2 separate regions of the Mus musculus genome follow, and region 2 is linked to region 1. A link is a loop called in an ENCODE intact Hi-C map of the cell type or tissue named here. Cell type or tissue: heart. All regions are shown on one strand. Links, peaks and the distances in the headings refer to the core of each region. The heading gives the core; the rest is flanking DNA. Region 1 holds the start of Afap1l2 (actin filament associated protein 1-like 2). Region 2 overlaps Afap1l2 (actin filament associated protein 1-like 2).

Region 1 (4,381 bases), core at 282-4,281:
ACTTGTTGCCTGGTCTCTAACTTGAACCAGTTTGCTGCTTGGGCAAAGAAGCTTGCAATTTGGATCTTCTATTTGGGGCCAACATCTGCTTCAATGTCACAATCCAAGGAGCTGAAGCGACCTTGGAAGTCGGGATTTCCAGTGAGGAGACGCCCAAGGCCCCAATCGGCTCCCCCTCCTCGCCCCCAGGTTCCCTCCCTAAGTGGGGAGCAGCAAGAGCCGCCTCTCTTCTACCAAGAGAGGGGCTGTGGCCGCCAATATTCGAGACTGCATGAGGGCAACTTCAGCCTTTCCCTCACAAACTGACCAGATTCCATCAGAACTAAGACAAGACCTCCCGGATAGACGGGGGAGAGAGGCTAAGTGATTTCTCCTGGCGCTCCTCCCCTACCCCGCTGACTCCAGAGCCCTGACCCTGCATTCACAGGTGAGTCACTAAAAAGACTACGTTAGGAAACTAAAGCCTGCCCGCACAGTTCCCTTATGTGAGTTCCATAAATAAGAAACCATAGAGGGAGATCGAGATTCCTTGGCAACCTGAGCGTTTGCCTTATTACCCTCCCATGGGAAAATAAGTGCAGAGGCAGAATTTCCCCTTGCAGGCTTAACTTAGACAACCCCTAAAAAGAGCGAGTACAAGACCCTTTTCCCAGAGGGAGGCATGTAGGGGCGCACCGACGCATCTGCCTCAGGGGCAGCACCTTGAACCCCCTTTTCAAAGGACCTACTATCTGAGGTTTCTGGATTCCAGCCCTGGGGCTCCAAAACCCTTCGGGCATATCCGGACCGGCCCTCCCACCATGGTTTGGCCAAGATCCCTGGCCAGAGCCAAATCCAAGCTCGCTCAGCTGCCAGGACGCCTACGGGCGCTCCACCTGCTGGGCAGTCCACTGGGCTCCTAACTCACACCCCCCCCACGCAGCTTTGGGGTGCAGGATCCGCAAAGGGCATGGCGAGGCAGGTTACAAAGTGGTAGAGAGACGGACCTTGTCAAGAACAGAATAGCACGCCACCCCACCACATTAGGAGTTTTTTCTGCTACCGGACAAGACTTTTCCGGGAATCTGCAAGAAGCCCCTCAACAAGGCAGCATCCATAGAAAGAGCCCTACAACTCGCCCCTTTGCCCCCAGCAGCCCCTTACTGTTGAGACCTTACTAGGGCCCCCCTCGACTGTAGACATCTTTTCCCCAAGGCAAACTGAAACTGGGGGTGACGGGATGGCTCAGGACACACCCTCGGTTCTCCAACAGGTGAGAAGCCTCACTTTGACCTCCAAGCAGAGACCTCTGCCCCAGGGGCCCAGGAGTATCAAATAGCACGGACGGCATTCTACGCCCAGAAGCCCACCGCCCTGTTCGTGACTCCTCGGTCGCCCTCTCTAGGGCTGCGGTCCCTTGGGCGTAGACTGTCCGTTCTGGACACCTGAGTCCGGGATACCCGGAGCAAGTAGGTGCGCCCTGCGCCCTCACCTTTGTAGCGCTCCATCCCGGGCACGGTGTGCGCTGCTATCGGCTCCGCGCTGAGTTCTCCGCGCTGGACTCCGCGCTGGGCTCCGCGCCCCCGCTGAGCGCTGGCCCCTCCCAGTGAAGTCACGCTCGCCGCCCGACCTCCCGGAGTGGCCGCCGCGCCCCTAGCCCTCCGATCCTGACTCCACCCGAGCCGCCCTGGACCCCGCCAGGGATCTCCACAGCCGGTCAGGACAATCAGCGCTCTGGTCCTCACGCACCCCGCACTGGGCTCCCCGTCCCGAACGCAGATCACTTCCTCCAAGTTGGCCCGAGGGCGGCGGCGCGAAAGAAAGAGCCTGGGACGTCCTCAAAGCCCGGGGAAGACTCCGGGAACAGCGAGCTCCCGTAGGTCTCCACCAAGATCTGTTTTCTCCAGTGTTGAGACTGCGAACCCAATGCCGGGAGGAGGAGACTGAGGGCCAGCGGGGAGGTGGAGACGGACCTAGAGCGCCTCCTGCTTGATCCATCAAGCCAGTGCGCCCACATCCTGGGCCCTCCTGGATTAGCTCCTTGAATTTAGAAGCCGCTGGGGGCCGGCTTTCAGTCCACCTTGCCTGGCACCTGTACATCGTGCACACTTTAGAGCACAGGAAATGACCTCCTTGTAGCCTGCTGCCTGAGCCCAGATTTTATGGGCGTCTTAGCCTAGGCTTTCCTGAGGAGGATTACAGTGTCTGGAGCCTCCTCAGCAAGCCTGGTCTTCAAGAAAAGATGGCACCTGTCCGAGGTTATTTTCACCTCGGAACACATTTAATCCTTTTCTTTTGATTCCCTCCAATCCTTCCAAATTCCTAAATCCTCTCCAAAGATTATGGGGTTTTTGTTTGTTTTGTTTGTTTGTTTTTGGTTTTTCGAGACAGGGTTTCTCTGTATAGCCCTGGTTGTCCTGGAACTCACTTTGTAGACCAGGCTGGCCTCGAACTCAGAAATCCGCCTGCCTCTGCCTCCCAAGTGCTGCGATTAAAGGCGTGCGCCGCCACGCCCGGCTACGTTTTCTTTTAAACTTTCGGATTTCACTTTTTAAACCATGCTTGGACTCTCGACAAAGGCCCGGAATATACACTTAGGGAAGGTTTGTTGTTTTCCGAGAGCCCCCTTCATGCTTCCTTGGAGCAGCAGAGTCAGCTTTGATCTCTGCAGATCTTCCGCCCAGCGATCTGCACAAACACTTTTCCTAGTTAGAGCAGCAGCTCACGTGAACAGAGCCCTCCTAGCCAGCCAGGAGCCTCGCTCAGGGCTGCAAAACCCCAGCCTTTCAGTTTGCCCATTCACCCTGAGGTAGCAGGTCGCTGTCTGTCTCCTGTAGTATAAACAAGTTTAGGGGGAAGGGGGTGGACAAAGTCACATGGGAGGAGCCCTAGGGATGCCTACTTCCAAGTCTTATGTGTGTAGGTCAGAGACCTCCACATGCCACATGCACATGAACACACATGCAAGTACACACACACACACACACACACACACACACACACACACACACACACAGTTGGCAGCAAGAATGGGCATCTCCCAAGAGAATCAGGGTAGGAAGAGGTATTCCGCTGGCCTCCTGTACAGTAGCCCTCAAACAGTCGAGCAGCTGTGTTTCTGCCTTAGTGTTCTCATTCCTACCCCTTTCTTCCTCTTGCAAATGGCCCAGCAGGGCACACACCCTCCGTTCTGTGGTGGTTCCAGACTACTCTCAGTGGAGCCCTGGGTTTTCTTTGAAATGCTCAGTATTGGAAAAGAAGCCTCAAGTCTGTGGTCACTGGTCACTTTTGGCCAGACTCCTGCCCTGCCTGCTGAAGCTGAGTGAGCAGGTCAGGCCCCACTCAGCAGGGCTTCCGAGCTAACCTTCACACTGAAGGCTGAAGAAAGCTTGGCCCTGGCTGACACCCCTAGGGTTAAAGGGTCTCCACTCTACAAACGAGCACACAAAGAAGTGAGACTTGTGTAATTTTACAGAGTCAGGACACAAACCAGGCAGAGCCCAGGTTTCCTGACTCCAAATCCTACTTCCCTCACAGCCTTTACCTCAGGCTTTCCTGTGACATTAACTGGGCAGTGCTGTTCCCCCAAATCCTCTGACACCTGTTTCTGCCCTTCAAGAAAGCATGGCACCCCCTTCTAGGCCAGCAAGGCTCTCGTCCGTGTCTTGCCAAGTTCATTAACCCTTCCTTGTCTCCAAACTGGTTATAGCTTCCCTGAATCCTCTCCAGACATACAAAATATTAAAAATGCAGTTCAAGTCGATCTAAACCTGCAATTCACAACCCTTTTCCAGAACAAAACTGAAATGGCAGAACTACCAAGAGGAACTCCAGGCAGCCAGCCCTCCCTGTGGTCTCCTGGGTGTTGTTGAACCTCTCTGCCCTTGGCAACTTTGTAACTTTCACAAAGGAAAGGCACTGAGTTTCTGTCAGACACCTGGAACCAAGAACAGTGCTGAATCCTATATCAAACACCATTGATATTTAGTGTGCTAACCAAGCCAGCCACAGAGAAAAGCTTATACTCCACGGACATGGTGAAGAGAGAGGACAATACAGGGCCTGAGCGGGACAGAGTCTGATCACAGGAATTCATCGAGCTACTCAGAATGGCAAGATTGTTTGAACCTGTGAATTACATATTTCTGGAATTTTCTATCCAATATCTTCAGATTGCAGAGAGTTTAATAAAACTGTTAAAAATAAAATCACAAGTAAGGGAGTGTTATTGTAAGTCCTAAACTAATTATTAGCAACAAAGATGTCTTGTCTTGCATTTGAGACAGAGTCTCATGTAACCTGGTTGGCCTTATACTTACTATGTAGCTAAGGATCACCTTAACTCCTGATCCGCCCGCCTCTGCCTCCCAAGTGCTACATTGTCAGGAGTTTGGGGTTTTGC
Region 2 (4,381 bases), core at 170-4,169, 68 kb before region 1:
GGAACTGCAACCCTATAGGTGGAACAACAATATGAACTAACCAGTGCCCCGGAGCTCTTGTCTCTAGCTGCATATGTATCAAAAGATAGCCTAGTCGGCCATCACTGGAAAGAGAGGCCATGTGGACTTGCAAACTTTATATGCCCCAGTACAGGGGAACACCAGGGCCAAAAAGGGGGAGTGGGTGGGTAGGGGATTGTGGGGGTGGGTATAGGGGACTTTTGGGATAGCATTGGAAATGTAAATGAGGAAAATATCTAATTAAAAAAAATGTTACAAAAAATATATAAAAACATCAAAGTCCCATGTGTATGTCCTATAATCCCAGACACAGCGACTTACCATTAGATACCGAAGGACAGAGATGCTAACGTCTTAGGACTAAGGAAGAAGAACCACTCTGTTCAGTATCAGCACCATAAGGTCCACTGTGTTAAGCACCAGCATCAAGATGCGAAGATTGTGATTGTCCTGGATGGTTTTACATCAACTTGACACAAGCTAGAGTTATCTGAGAGGAGGGACTCTCCGCTGAGACAATGCCTCCATAAGACCCCAGCTATATGGCATTTTCTTATTAGTGATCAGTGGGGGAGGCCCCAGCCCACTGTGAGTGGTGCTTTCCCTGGGCTGTTGGTTCTGGGTGCTGTAAGAAAGCAGGCTGAGCAAGCCATGATGAGCAAGCCCATAAGCAGCACCCCTCCATGGCCTCTGCATCAGCTCCTGCCTCCAGGTTCCTGCCCTGTTTAAGTTCCCATCCTGACTTCTTTCAATGGTGAACAGAAATATGGAAGTATAAGCCAAATAAATCCTTTCCTCCTCAACTTGCTTTCTGGTTCACAGTGTCTCTTCACAGCAACAGTAACCCGAAGACGGTAAAATCATTAACCAAAGATGCAGGAGACTGGATTTCAGTGCTGAAATAACCAGCTATCATCAGAGGGGGAGACAAGGAAGAAGCCACTGTGAGCTGCAGGGTTTACCAAGAGCCACAGTTCTGCTTGTTCTCCAAAGGGCCAGCCAGCAAATATTTTAGGAATCTGTGGCCCCTTGGGGTCTCTTATCTCAGCTACTCACTCCTAAGCTCCATGGTCCTAGATGACCCAAGGCAGTCATGCAAACTTCCCTGGGGAACAACCCACTGTGGAAAACTCTGGGGCCACACTGACCGCGAAAATGCCATGTCAGCTGCTTCCCTACCAGGAAGCTCCATTGAGATCAGTGCTAATGTCACGGTCAGGCCTCAGGAGGTGTGTGGGGGAGGGGTGGCGCTTGCCAAGATGGTACAGTGGCCAGCGGACATCTGCTTCTCTTGCAGTGACCGCAGCACCTGGCTGTGCAGCCTGCAGCCTGGAAAGACTTAAGCTGTGAGTCACTGTCCACACCCACAAGTTTGCTCCAGATCCTTGGCTGCCCTCCACGGCTGGATGGACCTGTTCTGACTGTGGGGACTACAGTAAGGACCTCGCCACCAGAGATGAGTTAGGGATGAGCTGACGAGCATCCCAAGGCCAGGACAAGGACCACCATCCTGGCCCAGACACAGGCATTAGGGGTCCAGCATTTGGGTGAAGGTTTCCCCATAGCACACTGATCATGTAGAGTCAGGAGAGGGAGGAGGGAATCTCTGTCTGAGGAAGGCTGGATGGAACTGCCATGAGGTCTTCCTGGGAGGCATAGGCAGCCATGACTCTTGTGTTTCCTCGTCCTGATCCACCTGACCCTGCTCCTCTGGAAACACTGGACTAAGACTTTTACTGCTTTGGGCAGAGTAGGAAGGCCTGAGGGGCCCGAGCATGGGCATGCATGTGCGGGTGGGGAAGAGAGGGCCTGGGGAGCAGAGACCACCCTTCCTCACACCACATCTGGAATCATTGGAGGGCAGTAGCGGGTGCCTAGGAAAAATCTTGGAAGGCCTTAGACATGTCATACCCTTCTAGCAAAGAAAGTCCATCTGGTAGAGGGAGGGCCCTGTACTGTAATGTCAGCTGGTGCTGCTGGAATGGTCCCCAGGCCTGGAGTCTGTCCACAGGACAATTACCACGCCTCGGAAAGGCTCCTGAGACTGAACTATTCCTGGGCGGTGACAATGTCTCCATCTCGAGCACCGACTTCCGCTCAGACAGGCCCGAGCCGCCCCATCACAGACAGAGTAGGAAGGATGAAGCAGGAGAGGACCACGTCTACCCTGCCCTTTGCCCTCATACGGAGACCCTTCAATCTTCATGCTGGGGAATGCCGTGAATCCCAGAGGCTTCGGGGTTCACTGGACTGGATTCTTTAGAACTATGACCAAAGCCCAGGCTCTCTGCTCTCTACACTGTGTTTATGAGACACAGATTTCTGGAATAGTTAAGACTCAGTGCCAGGAGAACTCTGCCTATTGAATATATCATCCCTCCTTGCGTTGACCCAGGAGTATCTGGCTTGGCAGGTGGCATTTCACATCAGCAAAATCACAGTGAGCTATGCCTAGGAGAGCTTATCGTAGAACCACACTGTTCTACCCAGAACCACCCACTGCTGCTGGTGACAGCCAGATAGGGGAGTGCCAGGAAAGTGTCTCTCCCAGACCCCCAAAGTACTGGGGTGAGAGTGAGGTGGGGAGGAGCTGGGAGGAGCAAAGTCCCCCACTCTGCTTAGGGCCAGCAAGAAGCCTGTGTTGACATCTGTCCTCTCTGCCTCCTGGACGTCCACTTAGGCCAGGCCTCTCTTAACACTCTGAGATGGTGACAGAGTCACCTGTCCCTTGTGTAGAGTGGGGTAGAAGTTCAGGAAGAGGCCATCAGGAGCACGGCATGGATACCCAGAGAGGAAGGATCAGCCTGCCAATAGTCACTTCACCTGACATCGAAGGTCCCACCAGCTGCCAGTTAAGGGGACTTCAAGCATGAGACACTGACCCATGAACTACTCATGAACTACACCTGCGTCCCACATGGTGGTAGTGTGTACCCCTGCTGTCCTTGGAGGCTGGTTCAAAGCCATTCTGAGGTAAAGACCCTCCTTGAACCTCATATGATGTGGCCTTGGGTCTTTCTAGGAAGCCTCCTTAGGGGGAAAAGAGCCTGGGATCAAGTCTTGATATTGTCACTTCCAGACTAAGACAATGGGCTTCTGCCACATTGTTCCGGCTGGGTGTTCTTGAGCCACCATGCCCGGCTCAAGAGTTATCTTAAAAGAGGGAACAACAGGGCCGGGCGTGGTGGCACTCACCTTTAATCCCAGCACTCGGGAGGCAGAGGCAGGTGGATTTCTGAGTTCGAGGCCAGCCTGGTCTACAAAGTGAGTTCCAGGACAGCCAGGGGCTACACAGAGGAACTCTGTCTTGAGGGGAAAAAAAAAAAAAGAGGGGACAACAATTGAGAAGATGTTTTTGTAAGATATGCCTGTAGTCACGTATGTAGGGTATTTTCTTGATTAGTGCTTGATGTAGGAGGGCCCGGGGCCATTGTTGGAGGTGCCACCCTGGGCATGTGGCCTTAGATGGTGTAGGTTAGCAATACTGGACAAATCAGGAGGAGAAAGCCAGTAAGCAACACTTCTCCTGGCTTCTGCTTCAGTCCCCGCCTCTAGACTTCTGCTTTAAGTTGTTGCCTTGACTTTCCTCAGTGATGGAACTGAAATAAACTCTTTCCTCGCCAAGTCACCTTTGATTCCAGTGTCAACCACAGCAACAGAAGCCTAATATAACCAAAATGTAAACACTGTGACTCATCTCACCAAAGCTTGCCTTAGTGTGGCAGAGACAGCGTTTTTTTTTTTTTTTATAAGCGTAACCCATTGAACGTGACCATCTGGTCAGACAGATGCCAACATCGCTGTCACTTAAACACCAAGAAACAAACTGGGTGTGGTGGCCAAGCCTTTCATCTCAGCACTCAAGCGGAGTTTGAGGCCAGCCTGGTCTACAAAGTGAGCTCTCTACGGCCTGCTTGGTACACGGGGTATGAGGTGGTTGGTGAAAGTTGCTACTCCTATCCTTTGGAGCTTATATCTGATGAAGGAGATGAACAACGAAACAGCTATGTCAGAAGCGGCAAGGGACAGCAGCTCAACAGAGGCAGAGCAGGAGTAAGTGGCCGCATCATCATCCAGGTCAGGAGAAGAGGGCAAGCCAGTAGCCCAGAAAGTACAAAGACCCTGAGGCAGAACCCACCCCAGCGGCAGGGGGGCAGTGAGTGAAAACCCAGTCTGAGGAGGCTGCACAGCCGCTGTTGGTGGGGAGTGAAGCCTGGGGACCATGTTTGGAACAGGAAGTCTATTTCTAAGCTTTCCATGACCTTCTAGTGGGCTTCAAGTATGAGGTACAGCGTGGTACACATTCCTTTTTCTCTTCTGTGTATTTGAGGTAACGTCTCACTGTTAGGCCACGCTGACC

What was found. A loop is a pair of places that touch in the nucleus more often than their neighbours do. Peaks named below come from ENCODE experiments on the same cell type or tissue, not always from the same donor. Only the 100,000 strongest peaks of a DNase experiment are listed, where the experiment ranks them.
Region 2: it touches region 1 in a loop (2.1-fold over the local background); 6 of 42 quality-filtered maps call a loop at or near these places.

Annotation. Positions count from the first base shown.
Region 1 is chr19:57,006,680-57,011,060 of GRCm38, forward strand. It overlaps Afap1l2 (actin filament associated protein 1-like 2), which reads right to left and starts at 1,896. Exons shown (of 19, transcript NM_001177797.1): 1 at 1,472-1,896. The coding sequence starts at 1,487. In heart, for the core only: CTCF peaks have their summits at 870 (motif pointing left) and 1,972; DNase peaks (open chromatin) are centred at 852, 1,782 and 1,972; H3K4me3 peaks cover 1,477 bases; H3K27ac peaks cover 1,830 bases; H3K27me3 peaks cover 2,974 bases.
Region 2 is chr19:56,938,704-56,943,084 of GRCm38, forward strand. The region is part of intron 4 of Afap1l2 (actin filament associated protein 1-like 2); the gene reads right to left. Among named protein-coding and RNA genes, the nearest start is that of Gm38597, 37 kb to the right of the region's middle. In heart, for the core only: no CTCF peak of the experiment used is centred there; DNase peaks (open chromatin) are centred at 1,198 and 2,038; H3K27ac peaks cover 636 bases.